Regions from separate parts of the Homo sapiens genome. Here region 1 is linked to region 2. A link is a loop called in an ENCODE intact Hi-C map of the cell type or tissue named here. Cell type or tissue: IMR-90. All regions are shown on one strand.

What was found. A loop is a pair of places that touch in the nucleus more often than their neighbours do. Peaks named below come from ENCODE experiments on the same cell type or tissue, not always from the same donor. Only the 100,000 strongest peaks of a DNase experiment are listed, where the experiment ranks them.
Region 1: a loop joins it to region 2, with 6 times the contacts of the local background. A loop is called at or near these places in 10 of 110 quality-filtered maps.

The regions. Positions count from the first base shown.
Region 1 is chr14:80,055,054-80,057,553 of GRCh38, reverse strand. No RefSeq gene overlaps it. Among named protein-coding and RNA genes, the nearest start is that of DIO2-AS1, 160 kb to the left of the region's middle. RefSeq lists a silencer at 1,034-1,328. In IMR-90, a CTCF peak has its summit at 1,168 (motif pointing left); a DNase peak (open chromatin) is centred at 1,163.
Region 2 is chr14:80,212,758-80,215,257 of GRCh38, reverse strand. The region is part of intron 1 of DIO2-AS1 (DIO2 antisense RNA 1); the gene reads right to left. It also overlaps a transcript of DIO2 not described here. Among named protein-coding and RNA genes, the nearest start is that of DIO2, 2.5 kb to the right of the region's middle. In IMR-90, a CTCF peak has its summit at 1,535 (motif pointing left); a DNase peak (open chromatin) is centred at 1,507.

The sequences.
Region 1 (2,500 bases), 160 kb after region 2:
ATATAGACCTTCTGTGTTATGTGTTATCTTTAGAATCTAATGTTATAAGATGTGTCTTCTTTGTATTTCATTCCTTCATATTTATCTCTTTTAAAAACCACATTGTAACCTCTTGAGGATCAGAATTATATTATACATGGAACATAAAACATGTATAATGAATATTTAGCAAAATTAAAATTGAAATTGGATGTATAGAAATAAAGCAATAGAGGAAGAAGTCAGAAATAAGTCACAAAGTTCTCTTCCTGAACAATAACAGCAAATCTTTATTAAGTGCTTTACATACACTGTTCTTTTAATTCTTAAAACTATGCTATTTGATGAAAACACTTATGACCTCCAATTTACAGAGGAAGAAACTAAGATTTAGAGAGAACTTAAGTAACTTGCCTGAGGTTACACTTAAGCAAGTGGCAAAGACATGATTCAAATGTAAATCTAAGGTTGAATCCAGAGTGAATGTGAATCCAGCTACCTTTCCTTCCAGAAGTTCTTTTTCCCTTTCTTCACCTTCCAGTCTAGTAGACTAGAGGATTCTTCCTGCACACTAACAGGCCAATCTGCAATAATTATTTTCTTTTACTGTTCATTAAAGTAAGTTAAATAATGTAGACATGGACCTACTGAAATTTGAAAGACAGCCTATATGAGGCACAATTGTTCTCTTCATTAAGGTTGGAAAAAGCATGTTGTCTGAAGGAATAAAGCATATCTGAAGATGTGCATAGGACCCTGCTTAGGTTTGTCTGCTGTTAGTCTCACTAAAGAGGGTTAGGGAAGAATCAACCAAGGTCTGATTTTGTTTCCTTTATGGATTTATGAAGATAACTCTTTTTTTAACTGCAAGATTGCCTTTATTTTCAACATTTTATGATTCACCTAGGTCAGCTTGATGCTGTGTTTGTGCTGATGGGGTAAAAACATGAAGATTTCAAGAACAAACGTTTTTGACAATGGCTTCTCTGGCAGAATTAACACAGTGTTCATTGCGCCCATAATGTCTAAATAGACATGTAGAATATGCCTTTGTGAAGGAGACCGACAGGGTGCTCCGCCCTGAGAAAGATGAGAGAGGGAAAGAGAGGACCAAGAGAACCTGGCTCCTTTGAAAACAACTTCTTAGAAGTTTTTGCCCAGGAAAATGTTGGCTTTGACTGCTCTCTAGTGGTGGGCAGTGTTCACTGTCAGCAATTCCTTCCACAGGAATCCCAAGCTGAAGGAAGAGACGGCAAAACTCAAGCTTTTGCTTGGACACCTAGAGCTGAGTTGCAAAGGAGCACACACACACACACACACACCCCAGGCCTGGGGGTGGAGGTAGAAGAGCAACTTTCACTGAGCAGGAAAATGATAATAGAGATAAGAAGATGAAGTCTTCTATGGAAGCTGGAGAAAGGTTTGAGAGGATGAAGAGTTCCATATTCGGAGCCATAGACCTCTCACGGCTGTGCTCACTTTCTTCTTTCCATAATGGTAGTTTCCAAAATTGGAGTTGTGCTGGCTCCAGAGTTTTAGCTGGTGCCTGAGAGCTGACTTCTTGAACAACTCTGCAGAGGATGAAGAAGAGGAAGGAGACATACTTCTTGCTTTCAGGTGCCGTCCCCTTTTCTGGAGGAATTATGTAGGTCTGTTTTATTTTTTTCTCTACCCTACATTACTCAACAAAAGAGGGGAGAGTACCGCCTTGGGAAGAGATGGAGAGAGCCTCTGTTGTCACTCGTCCAGTTTTCCCTAAATCATGTTTTATAGATGACTCAACTGATATTGTGAGCTTTATTTGCATTTAGGGAAAAGATAAGTAAAATCAGTTTTGGAGTTTTCATTTTGTTTTTGGTCCACAGTTAGCATACATCCTGTGTTTGTTTGTTCCTGCTTCTGCACCGATTTTCTATGAAAGCGTATATATTTACATTACCCCTTTAGGTCTCAATGACTACATCTATATAATGGTGGGGTCAGTGGTCAGAGGTTGAGAGGTGGTTGATGTTCTGGACTTCTTTTATCTCTGATATGCCCTGAATATTATGATTCACTGACTCATAGAAGAGAATCTAAGAAAATATCCTGGGTTATGTAAGAAACCATTTGAGTCCTGGCCAGCTAAGCAGCAGTTCACACAGAGAGAAATACTCAAAATAGAGATACCAGGCAAGTGACATATTGGTGACCAGAAGGCACTTCCTTTCAGAAGAGAAGGCAATCAGATCATAGCCTTGCACAGAATAAGGATTCCACAAAAAAATTCCCGTGGTTCCTCCATTTTCTTGATCCACTTTCTTTGTGTCTCTATATGTAAGGCAAAGTGGAGAATTAAAGCAATTATTTGGATAATTCAAGCAGAAAAAAACCTCACAACACCCACATATGCTGCAATTATCTAGACATTTCAGGCAGAAGTGAAGCTCAGAACCAAATTATCAGGATAGTGCTTCAATTCTTCTGAAAAACAGCAATGCTAATTGCATGACACATTCAATGTACTATCACAGAGGACTGA
Region 2 (2,500 bases):
GTTTTTTCATAAAAAGCCCAAAGCATTTTGCCCTAGGCTGCTTCTCTTTGGAATTTAAAACCCGTGTGGAATATCGTATGGGGAAATGCAACCGACATGCCCCTCGTTGGTTTGCATTTAACTCATTACATGTTGATTGCTAAGAACACATACATGACCAAGAAGATAGCCAAGCCCTTTGAAAGAACATATGAAATCTAAACAAGGAGCCTGAGTCGGGACAGTCTTAAACAGATGTGAAGTCCTCACAGCCTTTGCCATTTTGAAGATTAAATTACTAGCAAACCACTTTCAACAAGGGTTTTGGTTCTCATAGTAATGACCAGGACCCATAACAGACATTAAAGAAAAAAAGTGAGGCTTATTTAGAGTTAGGGAAAATATCCCAACACCCGCTTGGACTCCCTAATTTTGGTAATCTGCTTTCTCTCATCTATATGATGGGAAAAGTCATACTCTGTCACCTTAGGATTATTCTGTTACTTAATGAGTATAAAATTACTTGAAAATCAATGTGGTAAATATTCTTAATAACTGGAATGAGCAATTGTGCACCATGCATAAAAAAAGAAATAGCTTTGGAGAAATGTAATTTCTTGGATGGACAGATTGTCTATCTGCTAGAGGAATGGCCCTCAGTTTTGTGATGTGTTTATCGTTCATTTAGAAAAATGATTGAAGAAATCTGAGAAATGACATAACCAGATTGGCTGTGTATCTTTTTGTTCTCCTATTTAAAAAAAAATTCCCTTCAAACACTTCTAACCTCAATAAATAAATAAATAAAAAGAAACAAAAGCCCCCAACAGAGTCCTAATTCTAACTTATAACCACTTAAAGTCTGGATATGCTTTGAACTTCACATTTAAAAGAAAGGTTTTTCTGATTTTCTATCAATCCCTCTCCTTAGCTTGCCATTTACAAACATACTTTCCTCCTTCAGAGCAAAAGCAAGTGAGAGAGAATTGGTTTAAAGCTGCTGAAGTCTCCACTGCAGGGGAGCACTGGTTTAATTCAATCAAGGTAGAATGAAGGTCTGAGAAGGGGAGAGATTCTAAGGCCTGGGCAATTGAGTGGAAGCAGCATTTCCTGAGTCTACACCTCCTTCTGCCATTGTTGGTGGGAACTATGGCAATATAGCTTTCACATCTCCACCAGTTAAAATACTGTGCTATCAACTCCCTGCCTTTGTTCTTTCTTTTTTCCCATAAGGACATTGAGTAGTTTGAGAAGATACATGCAGTAAATGTACATTGCATATATTAGTAATATTATTTTGCTAACATTGTATGCTAGTCATAGGGAAGGTGTAATTTTTCTATGTGGTTTATATTATTTTTCTAAGCTTTGAAGTCTTTTAACAATTTCGTCCATGAGATGCAAATTCAAAACTCATTAGGAGCCAAACTAATGAAAAAAATGAAAGAATTTGTAGGGAATGCTGAGGGTTGTGTCACAAGAGAGGGCATTGCACAAGGCCACCACGTTTTACAATTCCAGGGCACCCCCATTCACATCATATTGTATGTGAATGGTGCCCCCTAGTGTAGAGCAATGCAGAGGCCCTCTACATGCCCTGTTCATTCATTCATTCAGGACGTCCTCAATGAGCCAACTGTGCGCCAAGCATGGTTCTAGGTGTTGGGGAGGTAGCAGTGAACAAAGTGGACAAGAATCCCTGCTCTCACGGAACCTAAAGGCATTCTTTTTTGATTATTGTTTTTTTAAAGGCAAAAAAGCAACCTGCCAACCAAACAAAATGCATTAATATGCAGAATTCAGCTAACAGGACGACAAATTAATGACTCTTGTCTAGGCTTTTAAATTATTTCTGTGATCATGAAGGTTTTAGCCACATGGAAAAAATACGCAATACGCTAACCACAAGCTTGCACCTACTGCTTAGCTTATGCCTAAGCTCTGGCTACATAGAAAACTCAGCTATCTATTACCCAGTATCTAAAACTCAGTATCTATCACTGAGAAAACTCAGTGATCTATTAGGTAACACAGGATGAAAAAGTAGAATAAAGTGGGGGTCATGCCATTCTGCCAAAGCATTGTCTGCCTAAATACCTGTCCTAAAGACTCATGGGAGAGGCAAGCCAATGAACAATGGTCAATGTGGCACCTTGAACCAATTCAGTCGGCTCTTAACTTCCCATACATTTAATTAAAATTTTTTTCAAACAAAAAGGAAGATTCCTTAAAGTATCAGGTCTCTTAGGGGTTATGCTAACAGAAGCAGGTGAAACACCAAATTTAAAGAGCTTTCATTAATAATTTCTCAGCCTTATGGCTTCTTAATGCTATTCAATGGAAAGTTTTAATTTTATCTGCAAAATGAAGCTAAAAGAATGTCGCCTAGCTCCTTCCCTGTCTGGAGGAACTTGGATTTTTTTTTTTTTTTTCATTAGAAGCTTGGGTAAAACTAAAAAGAAACCTGTATTCAAGTTTCTGCAAGAAGCTTTAAAGAAATGCTGGGATGGTACTCAAATAG